2 separate regions of the Homo sapiens genome follow, and region 1 is linked to region 2. Evidence: read pairs that join two places in POLR2A ChIA-PET (ENCODE). Cell type or tissue: IMR-90. All regions are shown on one strand. Each heading gives the region's core, and the rest is flanking DNA. Links, peaks and the distances in the headings are about the cores only.

Evidence for each region. ChIA-PET counts read pairs that join two places held together with the same protein. Peaks named below come from ENCODE experiments on the same cell type or tissue, not always from the same donor. Only the 100,000 strongest peaks of a DNase experiment are listed, where the experiment ranks them.
Region 1: POLR2A ChIA-PET joins it to region 2 with 6 read pairs; 2 of 35 experiments call an interaction of 5 or more read pairs at or near these places.

What each region holds. Positions count from the first base shown.
Region 1 is chr10:87,936,049-87,945,711 of GRCh38, forward strand. All of the region lies in intron 5 of PTEN (phosphatase and tensin homolog), which reads left to right. It also overlaps the pseudogene RPL11P3. Among named protein-coding and RNA genes, the nearest start is that of PTEN, 77 kb to the left of the region's middle. In IMR-90, for the core only: no CTCF peak of the experiment used is centred there; a DNase peak (open chromatin) is centred at 7,043.
Region 2 is chr10:88,010,444-88,021,227 of GRCh38, forward strand. No RefSeq gene overlaps it. Among named protein-coding and RNA genes, the nearest start is that of PTEN, 150 kb to the left of the region's middle. In IMR-90, for the core only: no CTCF peak of the experiment used is centred there; no DNase peak of the experiment used is centred there.

The DNA of each region.
Region 1 (9,663 bases), core at 4,664-9,663, 72 kb before region 2:
ACTGATGAAGAGAGCAGTGGGTGACCATGACATGGAGAGCTTCTGTCTTTACCAGTGCCCCAATATCAGATGTGTTGTCTGGCAGTAAGGTGTACTGTCTGCCTACAGAATACTGAGGTTTCTTCAGGAGAAGTTTTTTGGTAAAGAAACTTTACCATTTTGAAAGTGTTAATGTTTTCTGAAGCTTCCAAAAAGATTCCAAAATGGGAATGTTTCCTTGATTGTGTCACCATGCTTGCATTTGATGAAAACTTGTAGCCGGCTATACTGAGAAATCATATCTGAAGAAAGGTGGTACTTCCAATCTTTTTGTGACCTACTTTATTATTGTTTTTTTAATGTCAGGGTTTTTTTTGGAATGGAGAAAAGTATTTGATAGAGGTATTGCAACAGTCTTATTCTTCTTCATGCTACAAGTATATTTGACTCTTTCTAAGATACTTGCCTTCACTGTTCAACTGTGTGACTTTTTGTTTGTTTAGCATTACAATCAATATCCTAGTAGGATGATTTAATCAATGATTTTTAATTGGAACAAATAGTTTTTGTAATGGTCTAGGCTTTTCCAACTTAACTGTGCTCTCACATGTGGTCTCTTTTTCTCCCTCTTTCCTCCTTCTTATACACTCTCACCCACACACATATGCATACATACCCTGTCTGATGTATCTGCTTCTTCAGAATAGTTGGCTGTGCTCTGCTGATGATGAGAACTTGCCATTTAAGAAGGACTTGGGATAGTCCATGTCATCATGTTCAGGGATAAAAGTAAAACCCAAGGGCATTTAAACTTTATTGTATTTTATTTTCTGTTTCCAGTCCAAATTAAATCCAAGAGAAGGCTCCATAATCAAAAAGTAAGGACATATTTTAAATTTGCCAATGGGAAGATATTCTAGTCATTACAGTCTGGTAATACTATCAATTCTGTTTCTCTTCAGAGGTGAGGGGAGACTATTTGATGAAATCGTAAGTCCTGTAGGGTGTTGTGAAATAGGGCCAGAATGAAAGATAGCAAGAATAGTGTTATGAAAATAAAATGCAAAGTTTATAATATCATGTGGTAAAATGTAATAGTATTTACTTCATCAGTAGAACTGCTCTAGTAGCTGTATATTCTCCATCCTTGCATAGGTTGGAATATCCCCCAAGTGAAAAGAGATTGATGGGCTAATAGTTAATAGAAAATGGAGATCTGTACATACAGTGTTAAGAATGTAGATATTAAAATTGTTATATTTAGCTGTTACATAATATTAAGACTCAGAGTTAAGTAATTTCACTGAAATTGATTGCTTTTTGTGTCTTGGAGTCAAAATAAATAACTGAAATCTACTATACTTGGCTCATGCTTAATTAATATACTTAGACCATATTTCGGATGAATTATTCACAGAATCTAAAGGAGTATCCTCGTGTTCTTACCTTCTTTATCCCTGTGTTTATTTAAAAAGGCAAAAAAAATGGAGCAGATGCTGTTGGTTGACCATATTTTACTGAACAGTAGCATTTGTGTTTAGGTTGAAACAGCATTAGAAAACTAGATACGGATTAAAGTCAGTGGTAGGTTTTTTTTTTTTTTTCTTCCAGGAATGTTTCTTATAGATGATCAAACAGGCACAGGAAGGGGAAGTGTTGTGATCAATATTATCCAGTTAATATTAGCATTCAGAGGAAAATTTGAGTCCTCTGATACACTGTTAAATTTCTTTCTATACTATCAAGTCCACAAATCCTGGAACTGCAAAAGAATTTTGAGACTGTTCAAAATAATTAATCTCTGTATAGGCTCAGGCTTTCCTGCAAGGTTATGAAATGCTGATAAAATTGGTCTTATTTTGAAAGGCTCCTCAGCTTATACCTTTCCTTACAAATGCTTCCTTACAAATGCTAAAGCATTTAATGACTCCTGACTTAAAGGGAATTTGGACAGATTGAGGTTGTTGGTCTTGGAAATATAATACTGCAGGCTTCTGTAAAATACTTGAAATGTAATTGTTTTAAAACTTTCAAAGATACCACTTGTTTGCCTGTTGGTTAGAATACTGGTGAAATAATTTTTAATCTTTTATGAATAACTAATTTCATCATAAGAAAACTTAGCTAAGCATGGTAAAGCTGTTGTTATACAACTGTGGAATTCTTCCTGAGGAGTAACTATCTTATAATAAATGTAGTTGATTATCTAAAGTAGTTTTATTCTTGGAATATCTCATAATAGGTTTATTCTCTTCTTGTCAGTATTTCCTTGTAGATTGAGCCTGTGGATTTGCATTTTTGTAATTGTGAATCACCATTATAGGAGATACATGCATTTTATCTACTTTTCAGTTTGTATGGGGTTAACTTTATTAGAATTATCTTTAATGTTATTTTGCTTATATCCTTAATTTTAATTATAGACAAACATTAAGAAGCTGGAGAAAATTATGTTCTAGTGACATTTATATAGAAGAAGAATCTTTTTTCCCCCTTTCTTTTTTGAAGGGAGATGAGGCAGTCATATTTTGGTAAAGAATTTGTAGACTTTGCAGAGGTCTCTTCAAAATAATCTGGCTCAGAGTCTTGACATATCCTCAGCAGACATGGTGCAAATTAGATGGCAGAGTGGTGGGTACAAGTTGACCATAAAATAACGCATTAGGTTAGTAATGCCCAAATAATACTTTGGGTTTTCAGTGTTGCAGAGAAGTCAGACAACTGATAGTTATTATAAAGAAAAATGTTCTGAGAGTGAGGTAACCGCTTAAGGGAAGGAAGCCTCCTTCTGTCTTATTCACTAATTTACAAGAAGATAATTGTGTTACACTTCCTTAGGAGTCATTCATTTGTATATTTGACACTTTTGCTTTATGAACATGTGAAGATTATTCAAAAGTAAGCTGTTGGTGATTTTTTTCTTCCAAGAAAGCATGCCACAGGGCAACTTCTAGGGTTGGTTCTCATCTAGTCCTGTGCTCCACACTATCTGCATCTGCACTTAAGTTTCAATATTAGATAACTCACATGTTTAAACTATGAAGAAAGAGTTAAAACATCCTGAGAATGCTAGTAAGTATGTATTTTTGAAAGGACTTCCAAAATTTGAGTTTAAAGAGGTAAACTCCTTTTACATGACAAAGTTACTTAGAAACACTACTGCTGTTTCCCTCTCCCTTGCCTTCTCCCTGTCCCATGCATACCCCCAGCTGTGTTCCAGAATGATGGCACATAAAGTAAACATTCATATTTATTTCCCTTTTTTTGTTTTTTTTTTTTTTTTTTTTTTTTGCTTGTTTGTTTTGTTTTTTTGTTTGAGACAGTCTCACTCAATCACCCAGGCTGGAGTGCAGTGGCAACATCTCAGCTCACTGCAACCTCTACCTCCTGAGTTCAAGCGATTCTCCTGCCTCAGCCTCCCGAGCAGCTGGGATTACAGGCGCCTGCCCCCACGCCTGGCTAATTTTTGTATTTTTAGTAGAGATGGGGTTTCGCCATGTTGGCCAGACTGGTCTTGAACTCTTGACCTCAAGTGATCCGCCCACCTCGGCCTCCCAAAGTGCTGAGATTACAGGCATGAGTCACTGTGCCTGGCCTCTTATTTTTTCTTTGGTTAAACTTTTAGGGAAAAAGTTTGAGCTGCTTTTAATTTTCTTTTTGTTTTTAAATAAATTATTAAAGTTTCTCTATGTTAGGAACTCTTGTGTACATGAGTTCATTGAGCTTATTCTTAATAAAGACAAATCTTCTAGAAATAATAGTTGTATCTTTAAATGATCTCAAGGAAAATGTTTGGTTTCTCTGGGGAATGAATTTTCATGACCTAATCTTAAATCAGGTTATTTTTTCTAGCCTGTTTACTAAATTTCTACATGTTATAACCTAATGAAATTTTCTTACTTCCTCTTTATTTAAAACAAACTATAATTACTGTCTTTTTAAAAATCTTCCAATGTGGCGTTCTTATTTTTCTTAACATTTGAATTTTCCTGGGCCAAACCATGTTACTATGATACACATTATTTAAGGCTGTTATATAATACAGTAAAATTGTAGAACTTTCATACCTTGAAGGATCTTAGCAATTATTTAATTCAAACCCATTCTAACATAGATGATAAAACAGATTTGCAGGGTTGGGCACGGTGGCTCATACCTATATTCCCAGCACTTTGGGAGACTCAAGCGGGAAGATTGCTTGAGCCCAGGAGTTCAAGACCAGCTTGGGCAACATAGTGAGAGGCTGTCTCTACAAAAAAATATTTAAAAAATAGCCGGGCATGGTGTCACGTGCCTGTAGTTCCAGCTGCTTGGGAGGCTGAGGTGGGAGGATTGCCAGAGCCTGGGAGGTTGAGGCTGCAGTGAGCCATGATCACACCACAGCACTCTAGCCTAGAGCCTCCCTGTGTGGCAGGCTCTACACTTCAGATAGGCAACAGATCGAGACCTTGTTTCACAAAACGAACAGATCTGCAAAGATCAACCTGTCCTAAGTCATATAATCTCTTTGTGTAATAATAAAAACCCCATCTTCTAACCTTAAACCTGGTATTTTTTTCTACGAAACTATGTTCTGCAGTCCAAATTATTTTTCTTTATTATTTTGAATCCTAAAGTAGAAATAGAAACTTAGAAAAATAAAAAGCAACTCCTTTATGACATATGAGGACTTTTTCAGTTTTAAATAAGAAAAACCCAACTCAAAGTAGCTTAAATAAAAGGAGACATTTTTTGACTTACATAACCTAAAAGCTCTGGCCTGGATCTAGGTGCTCAACAGATCTCAAGAGTATCTCTCTTATTCTCTCTCCCTCCCTTACCCTCCTCCTCTTTTCTCTCTTCTGTATATATGTTATTTTCAAACAGGCTCTCACAAGTAGTGGCAAGATATAGTTCCTAATAGCTTCAGGTTTGCATTCTACCTACTTTAGCAACTATGATGAGAAGAGAGCTACAATTTGAGCAAAAATTTGTAGGGTGAGTTCTGATTTCCCTGGATTGAGGCACATGCCTATTATTCCTGAACCAAATATTCTGTCCAGGGAATGGAATTCTCTGGGGCATGTATCTAAAGCTGAAGTGTAGAGCCTGCCACACAGGGATAATAATAGTTTTCCAAAGAAAAATCAAGGAGGGGAAAGAATGTTGGAAAGAGAAAAAAATATCAGTTGTCTGCTTCACATTTGTTCTCAATAATTAGTTTCATAGAAGTGAAATACTGTGTAACACCCTAAACTTTAGAGATTCTTCGTAGACAGGAAAAATAAGAACTCAATGAAGTTGTGACTTCATTCAAATCACGTAGTTTATATACATGCTATTAGTAAAACCCAGGACAGCTGAGTACAAGTTTTACCCTTATATTCACATTGAGGTCCAGATCCTGGTTTTGAATGAGATAATTACGTGCAGTCGGACTGTTTTCTGATCCTAAAAATAGAGACAATAATATCTATCTTGTAAAGTTATGGTAGTGTTAAAGATATATAAAATGTTGGCAAGTACCTTAATATACAATAACTACTGCTATATGTTGTCATTGTAATAATAATCATATTTCTTCCTTTGTTGAATTGCTTTCCTGTAGTAATCTTATTGTGATCATCCTGAAACATAGATTTCCGAGCTTCAAGCAAACACTATTATGTTGAAAAATCTACATTATTTCTAAGTTTAGCAGTGCCAGTGGAAAGTTTATTGAAATAGAAAATTACTTTTTTAACTGAGGAGTGTAGATTGTGAATTCGTGATTCATCTTCTTAGGAGATGATCGGAATATTGATAAATATTGATGCATAGAATATGAACAAAACATTACATATCTTGTGCTGTGATATTAAAGTAGTATTCTGTTCTGGTAGTAGTATGGCAGTATTTTAGGTCTGAAAGATGTACATAATCTGTACTTTGAAGTCTGTTTTTTAAGAGATTAATCACAAGAGATTTACATAAAACAACTAAGGTTAAAAATAAATGGTGGATTAGAGATACATCAGGCAAATTTCAATTTCAAAAGCAGATGACAGAATCTCAGTATCAGGGTAGCATTTAAAGCAAAAAGCATTAAACTGGATCAAAAATGTCATTTTACATCAACACAGGGTACACTCCAGGTAAAGACTTAACAGTTATGAACGAATGTGCTAAACATCAAAATGTATTAAGTAAAAGCTGAAAGAAATGAAGAATAATTGGTAGAAAAGCAATGATAGGAATCCTTAATGTACTTCAAAAGGCACGAAGTAAGAAGGTACAGTCATGTACCACATAATGATGTTTGAGTCAACACCTGACCTGGTATACGACAATGGTCCTATAAAATTATAATGGAGCTAAAAAGCTTCTATCACCTAGTGATGTTGAAGCCGTTGCAATGCAATGTATCACTCACATGTTTGTGGTAATGCTGGTGTAAGCAAACTTACTGTACTGTCAGTTGTATAAAAGCATAGCACAGTTATGTTCAGCACATAATACTTTATAATGATAAACGAATATGTTACTAGTTTACGTGTTTACAGTACTATTATTTTAGCATGTGCTTCTGCTTATTAAAAAATGTTAACTATAAAATAATCTTTAGGCAGATCCTACAGGAGGTATTCCAGATAAAGGCATTATTGTCATAGGAGATGGCAGCTCCATGGATGTTATTGCCCCTTAAGACCTTCCAGTGGGACAAGATGTATAGGTGGAAGACAGTGATATTGATGATCCTGACCTTGTAGAGGCCAAGGCTAAAGTATGTATTTATTAGTTTTTAACAAGAGTTTAAAAAGTAAAAAAAAAAAATAAATTTAAAAATAGAAAAAATCTTAATAAGGATACAAAGAAAAAATGTTTTTGTGTAGCTGTGTAATATGTTTTTGTTTTAAGTTAAATGTTACAAAAGAGTCAGAGTTAAATTTTTTTATATTTATAAAGTGAAAAAGTTATAAAATGCTAAGGTTAATTTACTGAAGAAAGAAAAAATTTTTAAACAGATTTAGAGTAGCATGTTTATAAAATCTACAGTAGTTTACAGTAATATCCTAGGCCTTCACATTAACTCACCACTCACCCACTGACTCACCCAGAGCAGCTTCCAATCCTGTAAGCTCCATTCGTGGTAAGTGCCCTATACAGGTGTACAATTTTTATATCCTTTATACCATTTTTACTGAACCTTTTCTGTCTTTTAGATACACAAATAACATTGTGTTACAGTTGCCTATGATATTGAATACAGTAACTTACTGTACAAGTTTGTAGCATAGGAGCTGTATCATATAGCCTGGGTGTGTAGTGAACTATACCATCTAGGCTTGTGTAAGTATATTTTATGACACAGTGATGAAATCATCCAGATACAGTTTCTCTTAAGCAACACATAACTGTATATATATATATATAGGTGGCTTTAATAATAAAATAATGAAATATATTTCTTTTTTTCTGTCATTGACAAAACAATTACCAGTCTTACTAATTAGATCAACTGCAAAACAAAATCTCACTCAAAAATAAAAATATGTAAGTCCCATTCCTTGATTACAATTCATTAGAACTGGAGATTTTTAAAAATGTTTAAATTTATATGGAAATATAAAATCATGTTTTAAATAATTTTTGATTCAATGAGGAAATGTAAATTTAGAACTAAAGATTAATAACTAGAGATTTATAAAGGCAAAAATGTTAATGAATTAGGAAACAGTAAACCATTTGAACTAATCTAAATACTGATTGCATGAAAATGCCAATAAAATCAATACATATTTTTAAAAGCCAGTCAAGGATAAAAGAAAAGAGGGAAACTAAAAGTGAGACATTAAGTATGAGAAAGGAGATAAAACTAAAGTGTGGAGGTGATGTTAAAAATTATATTCAGGTCTGTGCTAATCATTTTGGAAATTTCAGTGAGAAGTGGGCAATTTTCAGTGAATATATCATTGTAAATGCTTTGAGGAGAGACAAAATCTGAATAGACCCTGCAATAATGAAAATGTCTAGGAGCCCTCAAGAAATACCTGGTTTAAATTGCATTTCAGGTGGCTGGTTATCACACCTTGAAGTATCAAGTAATTATGTTATCTAAATTGGACCAGGTGTTAGAAAAATATGTGAGACTTCACAGGTGGCTGCTTATGTAGCCCTTATACCTTAATCTGATAAAGGTAGCATATATTTAAAAAGAGAGAAAACCAGAAGGTACAATTTAGGGAAAATTAAATACTTCTATTTGGCCAAAGTAAGAGTACATTCAAGGGAATTGTGAGAGGTAAGAGTGGAAACAGAGGTTGGAGCTGTATTTTTATGCTGTGATTGAATTACAGTGTGTGATAAATATTGCTCTTATTTGGGTAGATTACCATTTAACATTTTGAATTAATTGGTAATTGGATTAATCTTAACTTTTAAAAAACTAATCTGAGAGTGGTATAAAGGATAGATTACAGAATGGATAAAGGGTGATAAATCAGTTGGCTATGGCAAAATTGCAGGAAGAAACTGAAATAGGCCACAGAAAACTGAAACTGACATTTTGAGTAGTATTTCAGAATCAAGATCTGGATTTTGGCAACTGAATAGATGCGTAGGAATCAAAGATGAGTATACTAAATGAACTTAATCTATGATTTGTCTGTCATTTTATTGTGTACCATTAGTGTGTATGCATGTATGTATGTGCCAGGTAGTTAATAGGCTGACTGTGTCTCTTAGCTCCACTCTGCTGCCTGGGCCTTTGCCATAGTGCTGGAGTTCCCTCACTTCTCTTTTCTGTAACCCTATTATATTACTGCTGTCTCTCAGCTGTGTTTCATTCCTCAAGCAGAAAGAAGATGGGAGGATCATATAGTAGTTGACTAGAAGCTGTGGAGTTTGAGTGCTGGGATTATATCTAGTTCCATTACTTATGAAGATTATATCTAGTTCCATTACTTCACCTCATCTATAAAATGGTTTACCAATAGTACCTACCTTACATGGTTTTATGAGTATTAAATTATGTATTTCTAAAGACATTTAGAACAATACAAAGAATATAGTGTGGGCTCAATAAGTGACGATGGTGTTAGTTATTAGAAGGCCATCGAGTGCTGGAGAAAATAATTGAATATCATTGATGGAAATAAAGGAAGTTTTCCACGTTAAAAAGCTTCGGTTTTTGGAAATGTGTGTTTTCAGTATTTCTGAGATTACCAGGTAGAAATTCCAGCCAGATGTTGGAATTCTGCACTGGCAGTTGGGAATAAAGTCATGTTAAAGGAGATAAGTTTTGGAGTTATTGTGTAAAATTGGTAAAGCACTGGAATAGATTGGTTTGACAGAGGGGAAACTCTTTTTGAGATAGGCCTATATTTAGGGACAAGAGAAGAGACAACCAATAAGGGTTGAAAGAAACCTTGAGAGAGTAAGTCCTATGACAGAAGCAGGGAAGTTTCAGAATGATTGCAGAAAGATCAGCCAGGCTCTTCCTGTTCTCCATCGTGGTGCAGGATCAAGGTGAAAAGGATAACCCCATGCAGGAATTTTGCATCTGCAGGCTCCGCTTCAACATCTGTTTAGGAGAAAGTGGAGACAGACTGACCTGAGTAACTAAGGTCTTGGAACAGCTTACAGGTCAGAACCAGGTGTTTTCCAAAGCTAGATATACTGTTAGCGCCTTTGGCAACAGAAGAAATGAAAAGACTGTTGTCTGCT
Region 2 (10,784 bases), core at 2,405-7,404:
CCCAGGCTGGAGTGCAGTGGCGTGATCTCGGCTCACTGCAACCTCCACCTCCCGAGTTCAAGTGATTCTCCTGCCTCAGCCTCCCGAGTAGCTGGGATTACAGGTGCGCACCACCATGCCTGGCTAATTTTTGTATTTTTAGTAGAGATGGGATTTCACCATGTTGGCCAGGCTGGTCTTGAACTCCTGCCCTCAGGTGATCCGCCTGCCTCGGCCTCCCAAAGTGCTAGGATTACAGGTGTGAGCCACTGCGCCAGGCTAGTTATTTGGTCTTTCAAAGCTGAGCACTGAGGTAGAAGGACACTGAGAGAATGTCTAGATTAATAAGAGAATGAGGAACGAATAACTAATTAATTTAATAAATATTTATTTAGAGTCCATTATGGGTCAAGCACTGTTCTGGGTATTGGGATATGTTAGTGAAAAACACAGACAGATCTCTGTCTTTATGGAACATACATATTCTCATGTGATGGAATCAAGAAAAGTGAGGAAGAGAAAGCTTCAAGGAGGGAGGTATGATCAACAATTTCAAGTCTAAACAAATTAAAATAGGACTGAAAAATGTCTGTTGGGTTTGGCAGTTAAGGAGTTAAGCTGCTGGTCTAGAGGAATTATTGTATTGGAAGCCAGATTACCATGGGCTGAGTGTGAATGGGAGGTGAAGAAGTAGTGTCTTAGTCCATTTCTGCTGTTATAAGGAAATACTCTAGGCTGGGTTATTTACAAACAACAGAAATCTATTTCTCACAGTTCTGGAGGCTGGGAAGTCCAAGATTGAGGTACCAGCAGATTTCGTGTCTGGTGAGGGCTCATTCTTGAGAGATGGTGCCTTCTATGTGTCCTCACAGAGCAGAAAGGGCAAGGCAACTCCTTTCAACCTGTTGAAAATAAGGTCACTAAGCCCTCATGACTTAATTACTTCCTAAAACATTCCTCCTCTTAATGCTATCACATTGGGTATTAGTATTTTGTATAGTTTGGCTTTGTCCCCACTCAAATCTCTAATTGTAGCTCCCATAATTCCGCTGCGTTGTGGGAGGGACCTGGTGGGAGGTAATTGAATGATAAGGGCAGGTCTTTCCTGTGCTGTTCTTGTGACAGTGAATATGTCTCATGAGATCTGATGGTTTTATAAAGGTGAGTTCCCCTGCACATGCTCTCTCTTGCCTACTGCCATGTAAGACATGACTTTGCTTGTCATTCGCCTTCTGCCATGATTGTGAGGCCTCCCCAGCCATGTGGAACTGTGAATCCATTAAACCTCTTTCCTTTATAAATTACCCAGTCTCAGGTATGTCTTCATTAGCACTGTGAGAACAGACTAACACAGTATTCCAACATATAAATTTTGAGGGGACATGTACTTTCAGGCTATTGTATAGGAATCATTTAGAAGTTCAGCTATTAAGAGAAGGGGAAAGGTCAGTAGCTAGAAGAAAGGCTGAAAGGATATTTGTTGTAACCTGGGAAAGGCTTGAGTGTGTTATGCTGATGGTACAAAGGAGTGTCAACATCTGGAAGAATAAGGAGAATTAGTAAGAGGTCAGTGGTCAGGCATGAGGCGAGGTAGAGGTAGAGAGATCTTTGAAAGTGCCAAAGTCGATGGGAAGGAGAGCTGTAGGGAGAGAGTCTCCTTAGGTTGCTGGAATGACCTTAGCAATATGCTCTCCACTGTCACTAATGGGAAACAGTGACACACGTGGCACTTATTTTCAAGAGCCATGGCAAGAGATGATCTCCAACTCCTGGGTCCTTATTAGGATCCAACCTGCCTAAGCACAGTGCTTCCTTCCAAACCACAGAAAAGACAATCAGAAGTGGTGGGGACGCCACTCAAACCTGAAGCCACCGTGCAGGAAACTTAGGCCTTAGAAATGAGGAAATGGCAGGATTCCTTCTGCTTCATTTTGGTTTTCAGAAAATGAGGAGTTCTGCATAGGAACTTGGAGTGACAGACTCTGAGTGGTAGGATAAGGTCAAGCAGCTTGTTCACTGTTCAAGGGCACCTGGGCTAGGGAACAAATGGGGACCGAAAATCCTCTGTTCATCAAACTCATGCCTGGGGCATAGGACTGCAAAGAGACCTCTCTCTCTCTCTCTTTTAAAGAGACAGGGTCTCACTATGTTGCCCAGGCTGGTCTTGAACTCTTGGCCTTAAACAATCCTCCTGACCCAGCCTCCCAAAGTGCTGTGATTACAGGCATTAGCCACTGCCCTTGGCTTATTATTGTTATTATTTTCTAATTCATACAGACTGCTAGCAGCAATCCTGGCCAAACTCACATACTACTATAGAAGCTCTACCTACTGACTCAGAAATTATTCCTTATCTTTAAGGAGCTTAATTCCACACTCTTGAACACCCGGAACACAATTCTGTTCCCAGGGTGTAGTAGGGACTTCTTGAGTGGGTATTTTTAGAAGTGCTATTTTTGATAACCAAGTAATCATCCACAGATGCGTCACACAAGCAGTAATGTGAATATTAAAGAAACACGTGGGAAACATCTACAACCTCATTAGAAAGCAAAGAAAGTAGAATAGAGCAGCCTCGAGGCAACATTTTATACATAATCATATCAAAATTGAATGATTATGCCCTATGTGGGGAAGTGGGTGATAAAACTTACACTCACAGGGCAGCTGGCATCATTTGAGGACAAACCTGTTTGGAAAGCAGCATGACAACATGCAGCATGAATAATAAAGATGCCCCTCTTCTTTTTCCCCACGAAGTTATCCCATGCCTGAACATTTATCCCATGTTACTAATTCAGAAAAAAGCCTTATATATATGATATGAAGTTGTTCATTGCAATGTTATCTATAATGTCAGATAAATAGGAACTCAAGAAATAAATCATGCACTGATCAAGGAATAAATGAATAAGTTCCACGAAAGGAACATTCCATATAGGGTAGCTTCATAATAATGGTATGCTTCCAGAAGCCATATGTGCAAAATGTGTGCCACTCAAATACCATATACAAATTATACAGTGGTGTCTTTTGTTTTCACAAGTAATCTTAAACAAATTTTTTGCAAGGAAAAAAATCTAGGCATTGTTTAAATGCTTCCAATAGAGTAGTGAGTAGTGGTTCTCAAACTTAATTGTGTATCAGAATCACCTGGATCATCCCCCACTGCCCCTCAGAGATTCTGATTCAGTAGGTTTGGGTTTGGGCCTGAGCATCAGCTTTTTTTTTTTTTTTTTTTTGAGATGGAGTCTCACTCTGTCTCCAAGGCTGGAGTGCAGTGGTGCGATCTCGGCTCACTGCAATATTCACCTCCTGGGTTCAAGCGATTCCCCTGCCTCAGCCTCCCGAGTAGCTAGGATTACAGACGCGCACCACCACGCCCAGCTAATTTTTGTATTTTTAGTAGAGACGGGGTTTCGCCATGTTGGCCAGGCTGGTCTCGAACTCCCGACCTGAGCTGATCTGCCCACTGCGGCCTCCCAAAGTGCTGGGATTACAGACATGAGCCACCGCGCCTGGCTGAGCATCAGCATTTCTAACACATTCCCAGGAGATGCTGATGCTGCTGGTCCTGACACTTTACTTTGAGAAACACTAGTTTAGAAAAACTAGCTTTTGCCCAGGGAATCACAATTATCACTAAGCATCTAAGTAGAAAGCAAAAACAAAGACATACATTCCTTGAGGTCACAAATTGTGTCTTGCTTATCCATGCATCCTCGGCAACCTGACTCCATGCAGTGTCTACATAAATGCTTTTTGAATTGAGTTGCATCCATAGGCAGAAATTTCAATAAACAGTGGGGATCTTCACTTTCCAATTTCTTGTTATCAACTGGGTCATAGTAGCATTCATGTTGAAGCCATCACGGTCAGCACAGGCACTCTGAGCTGACCCTTAGAATAGTCAAACTGCTGCTGAGACTGGGCAATGAAGTAGGTGATGAATTTTGCTGTTGTTATATTCTGTGCCTCTTAGAACACTGAATTCTTAGCAACAGAAGCTGAAAAATCAACCCACTGGCCTAGCAGTGAGGAATGGTAAAGAGAAGTGCCTATGATGTCAGCAGACTTGAGTTTATAAAAGAGATGTACTACAATTAAATAAAATACTTCAATTACAATTAATATCTTTATACAAGCTTCTTTGTATTTTCCGAAATTGTGGAAATGCTAGTCACATGCTTTCAAATTGCTCTGCAAAAGGATTTTGCCAGGGATTTTAAATTTTACTTCTAGTAATAAAGTTTCTTTATAACTTTGCTGATATTGGATGCTATTAATCTTTTTATTCTTTATATTTTAGGGAAAAGTTATTTTTACTGTTTTAAGTTGCATTTCTTTGACTCTAGTGAGGTTAAGCAAATCTTATGTTTAAAGCAAATCATCTATTTGTATTTCTTGTGTGACTTGCTTGCTCTAATTTTTTGCTTATTTTCAATGCAGTTGCCTGTCTTTTCCCTACTTATTTGTAATTAGTTTTTCTGAATCGTAAGTAGTTATGCATTGTTGGTTATATGTTTTCTCAGTCCGTTGATTGTCTTTTAACATTTTTATGGTGCTTATCAGACACATATTTAAATTTTTATACAATTGATGCCATCATTTTTGGTTTTGGCTTCTGGGTTTTCTGACCCACATGAAAGATTTATAAGATTAAAAAAATACTTTTTGTATTTTAACCTTACACTTTATTTTAAAATATTTTGTTCTTTAATCAATCTGGAATTTATTTTTAGTATGGCACGAGGTAGTGATCTAATGAATATCCATTTTTATAATATCATAACTATACTTTCCCCATGAAATGCTACTTTATTTACAATCTTTTTTTTTTTTTTTTTTTTTTGAGACAGCGTCTCGCACTGTTGCCCGGGCTGGAGTGCAATGGCGCGATCTCGGCTCACTGCAACCTCCACCTCCCAGGTTCAAGCGATTCCCCTGCCTCAGTCTCCTGAGTAGCTGGGATTACAGGCATCTGCCACCATGCCTGGCTAATTTTTTGTATTTTTAGTAGAGATGGGGTTTCACTATGTTGGCCAGGCTGGTCTCGAACTCCTGACCTCATGATCCGCCTGCCTTGGCCTCCCAAAGTGCTGGGATTACAGGCATAAGCCACCACGCTTGGCTTACTTTTATAATTTTTAAGCTCCCATAGACATGTAGCATTTTTGAATATTTTGTATCAGTGGGCTAACTCTTTATTCATTAGCTAATACTACCTATTTTAACCTTGGCTTTTTGTTAGAGATTGTGGTGAGCCAAGATTGCACCACTGGACTCCAGCGTGGGGGACAGAGCAAGACTCCATCTCAAAAAAAAAAAAAAAAAGTTTTCCCTTACTGTTATTTAAAAAATTATTGGCTTCTCTCATTCATCTTCTTTTTAAAAATTAAAATTAATTAATTAATTCATTAATTTTTAGAGACAGGATTTTGCTTTATCTCCCAGGCTGGAGTGTTGTGCTCAAACATAGCTCATTGCAGCCTCCAATTCCTGGGTTCAAGCAGTCCTCCTGCCCCAGTCTCCCTAGCATCTAGGACTACAGGCATTCTCCACCATGCCCAGCTAATTTTTTTATTTTTTATTTTTTTTGGTAGAGGTAGAGATGAGGTCTCACTGTGGTGCCCTGGCTGGTCTCAAACTCCTGGCCCCAAGTGATCCTCCTGTCTCGGCTTCCCAAAGTGCTGGGATTATGATGTGAGTCACCATGCCCAACCCTCATTTTCTTTTATATAAAATTTAGAAGCAGTTCGTCAACTTCCAGAAAAGTTTGTGTTGGAATTTTGATTAAAAAATGTATTTTCTGTTTTGCAGTGGGCAGATGTATGCAAACCTATCCTAAAGTTCAAGGAAGCTGAGAGGCCGAAGAAAGAGGCTGACAAATCTAGTTTCTCAGAAAGAAACCTTTAACAGGGATTTAGGAACAGAAGCCATGTCTGGGTCTCAGACAGGGCAGGATGAGATGGTGAGTTCTTTGTGCCATTACCCCTGAGGCCCAGGGCTTATATACCATAGGAGAGGGGTGGTTTGGAAGAGATGTGTAGCGCCATTGAAGTACGAGAACATCAAGATTGTTTGACCTACAGGCAGGATTTATAGTAGTAAGTACCTGCTTTTATGCAAGGGACAATGTAGAGAAACTGGAACTCTCAGAGCCCTCTTGGAACTGGGGTTAATCAGAAGCCAACCTGGTGAAGTAGCATCCAAAGTGAAGTTGCTTCACCCGCCACAATTTCTATTTAAAACAACAGTATATTTCATTTATTTAGATTTTCTTTTATGTCATTCATATTATTCTTGAATGTTTCTTCTTGGGTTTATTCCAAGTTTGTTGCTTTAGGAATAGTACAGTATCTTTTTTCTTTTAACTTTCTAACTGATTATTATAGACAATTAGATATTCTATTAAATTTTGTGGTCTTGTACTAGCCATATTTACTCTCAGATGAGTTTCAGAAATTTCTTAGTTTATTCCCCTAATTTGTTACTTTATGTAGACAATTATATTATCTTCAAAGAATCATCACGTCTTTTCCTTTCTCATATACATATTTCATTAAAAGTTTTTTCCTATCTTATTTAATTTGTTAGCATGGCTAGTAAAATATTTATCGATTGCAGGGATGGCAGGTTTTCTGGTGCTTTGTATTATTTATTTGTTTATTTTTGAGACAGGGTCTCACTCTATTACCCAGGCTGGAGTGCAGTACCAGGATCACAGCTCACTGCAGCCTCAACATCCTGGGCTCAGGAGATCCTCCCACCTCAGCCCCCCAAGTAGCATGGACTACAGGTGTGCACCACCATGCCCAGTAAATTTTTTATTTTCGTAGAGTCAGGGTCTCACTATGTTGCCCAGGCTGATCTCCAGCTCCCGGCCTCAATCAATCTTCCCACCTCAGTCTCCCAAAGTGCTGAGATTACTGGTGTGAACCACTGTGCCTGGACCATATCTTTTACTTTAATGGGAATTTTAAAATGTTTTGGCATTAAAATGGTGCTTTCTATAGGCTTCTACTATATTCCCTTCCAACTTTTGTTAAGTTAAAGAAATGTCCTCTTATTCCTTTTCTAAGTTTCTTTCCTTTTAAAATTGAAATGTGTATTGAAATTTACCAAGTGCTTTTAAGCACTATTGAAATTTGTATATCATTTACTTTGATCTGTTATTGTTATTCTACCTGTATTCTACCTGTACAGGAATATTCTACCTGTATTCTACATAGAATACATAAAATAAATTCTACATATTTTACTTAGAATACACAGAGTAAATTCTACTTTGTCATAACATTTTATTCTCTTAATAATCTGCTGGATTCAGTTTTTCAAATAGTCTATTTGTATGAGCTCATTAGTGAAATTTGCTTATGAAGTATTAATCACAAGTTGATTGACCCAAGGCACCTTCCAGTCCTTGTGTCTATTCAATCTCAATTGAGGTTGTTGTGTGCTCTTCTAGTCTTTATAGTATTTTTCTCTTGCATATGTTTCTATTTTCAAACAATTACTCATGATTTCTAGTCACTGATGAGACTTTCTCCTATTTTCCAGGGCTTGTTGGGCTTATCCTTGTAATATTAAAAATATTTGGATGGGAGGATCAGCGGTCATCTGTGTTCAGTCTATTATCTTGAACCAATTCCAGTATAGTTGCTGCTGTATTTAAGAAAAATTTTATGCCTGTTTTATAACTTTCTGCCCCATTAAATTATCTTTTTTTGGACTAATAGTTTTGTATTAATTGTTCTGAGTGTTTTAGAAAGGGAATGATATTATATAAAAGCAACTTTAGGCTCGGTGCAATGGCTCACACCTGTAATCCCAGCACTTTGAGAGGCCAAGGCAGGGGGATCCCTTGAGCCCAAGACTTTGAGCCTAGGCAACATAGTAAGATCCTGTCTCTACAAAAAAATGAACAAAATTAGCTGAGTGTGATGGCATGCACCTGTAGTCCCAGCTACTTGGGAGGCTGAGATGAGAGGATGGCTTGAGCCTGGGAGGTCAAGGCTGCAGTGAGCCGAGATCACGCCACTACATCCAACCTGGGTGACAGAGTGAGACACTGTCTCAAAACAAAACAACAATAAAAATTTGTATCTCTTTTCCAAAAAGGATATCTTTTTTTTTCCTTTCCATGATCTTATTTTATTGGCTAGAGATTTCAGACCATGTTGAATGTGTATGGGGACAGAGGGTATCCTTATTACTAAAGTTAATAGGGCTCAATTTTGTACATGTATAGAATATTTGCTGCTGGTTTTGTAGACATTTTTTATCTCATTTGAGTTATATCTTTGTTCCCTTTACTTCTAGGTTACTAAGTAATTTTTAAAAAACTATGTATTGCTGTTGAATTATTATCAAATTCCTTTTTGACCTTTATTCAGAAGGTCTTCCTTCACCCCCCTTGACTTATTAAAATAAATAGATTTCCTAATTGAGGGAGATCACCGTCATCCTTTTCTCCATGGTTTTCTTTCATCATCACCCTATTGTCTTTGCAGTGCAGGATGAACAGCAAGACCCTGACAAGCAAAAGGGTGTCTTCAGCCAGTGAAGATGGCAAAATGGATAGACAGAAGTGTGCTTTTCTAGTTGTTTATTTTTTTTGTCTTTCCCATCATGTTAAAAAAATTTTCATCACTCTCCAAAATCCCAGTCCATCCCCAAATAAAACAAGGCCCTGCAGAGAGTCAGCTTTCTGGCTAGAGTGCAAGGTACATGCTGTAGCCATTGGACAAAACGAAGCCAATTGGGTAACAGGATAGAAACCATGACCCTGGCTCTTTATCGATGAAATAACCAGGCACAGACATCACAGGTTTTCTCTTTGCCAGTTCAAAATGCCAAAAAGGGATGCAGGGGAAGAATTAATGAAGATTCTCTCTGATGTAGCTTCTGTACTCCCTCCCCATAGCGTGTGTTTGCTTTTTGAGTAGGGGATTTGATTCTGAAATACACCATACTTGGCAATTTTCTTTAAAGCTTAAACTCTTAGAACTAAGTCTCAGGATTTTCGATGGCCATGGGCAAATGCTTTTTTTGTGGATACTGTTTGATGAATGTGCCCAGTTGACGCCTATGCTCACAATTTCCACAAGGAACATCCTGAACCTTTCTAACTAAACACAAGGCTAATGAATTATGTGTGGGAAACTCTCTCTACCTCTCTCTCTCTCTTTTTTAAGTATGTAGCAGTCATGGAAGTTGAGCCATCTTTCCATTAGTGCATGATTGCAAATGTCTTTCTTAGTATTTAACTACAGGATAAGACAATGGCCTAAAAACTAGGCCCTAGAGATGAGCCTAGTAGGCTAGTTTCCCAAATTGTGAGAGAGTATTCAGGATGTTCTTGCTACCCAACAGTATATTCCATGGAGGTAGATCTAGGAAACTCTGATAAGACTTCCGGGCTGCCACACTCAAGACCTCCAGCACCTTTGCCACTTGAACCAGTGAAGAGTCTCACAGCCTGCCCTAACCACAGCTCCCTTCTGAGAGGAAAAGCTGCTCACAGTGAGTGGTCATAGTTATGGTATTTATCCCCATTCCTACTGCCCCTATTCACACATATACATAACAAGCTAACTTAAGGGTGACCCAACCATAGGCTAGTGACCTTCCTCCAAATGCTTTTATTTATTCTATTATTTTTATTTTAGAGGCAGAGTCTTGGTCTGTCACCCAGGCTGGAGTGTAGTGGCATGATCTCAGCTCACTGCAACCTCCACCTCCCCGGTTCAAGCAATTCTTGTGCCTCAGCCTCCTGAGTAGCTGGGATTACAGGCATGTGCCACCATGCCAGGCTAATTTTTGTATTTTTAGTAGGGACAGCATTTTGCCATGTTGGCCAGGCTAGTCTTGAACTCCTGACCTCAAGTGATCTGCCCATCTCAGCCTTCCAAAGTGTTGGGATTACAGGCATGAGCCACCGTACCTGGACCCCCAAATGCTTTTAAACGAATCACATTGCTCTCTCAGCAAGGAAGAATTGGAACACTGAGAGACTAAGCCAGTTAGGTATCACAGGTGAAGTTGGGGCAGGCTGGATCTTAAGAGACCAAGTACAAGTTAAAGTTTTGAGGGAGAAAAGACTGAGAAAGCAGAGGACAGTGGATGGTAAGAAAGAGAAGAAAACAGATGTGCTGAGAAAAGCAGAGAAGTCCTACACATTAAGTGGCCATGGTTCCTATTGCTTCCCAAGCTCCAGTTCTCATGAGGCACCAGGATGTATTATAGTTTACCGTCTTTGGGAATCTATGAGATTCCTATGTATTCTCATAATATTAATCCTTTGTATGTGTCAACTTGAGTGTTCTTGCAATCAAAAGACCTGGCCTAAGATATGGGCAATGTGGGAAATCCACATTTAGGCAGGCAGTGGAAACTTTAAAACTCTGTCTTTAGTGCCAGCCAGTTACTTTTAATTTGTTTTCCTCATCATAGGAAACCTTATAGAATTGGAGTGTGAATTTCTTGGTGCAGGATGGGAATGCCCAGAGCTTGAGGATTTAGGGTTTACTGGCAGGGCTGAGATCTCTTCACACTCCTACTCAAGAGGCATGACTATCTTCCATCACCTCAAGAAGGTTTTAACTAATGCTTTCAAGATGTGAGTGATTGGTAATTTACAAATGATGCTGGGTAGACTGTCTCTGACATATCCACTTGCACCTCCAGAACTCTTTATATGAGCGATACTCACTTCTCAGTTCATTTGCTCAGTAAACAAAAGATCAAAGGGGAAAAAAAGGTAAGAATTAATAGTAGGAAATGAGCATTTTAGAGAAATGTCT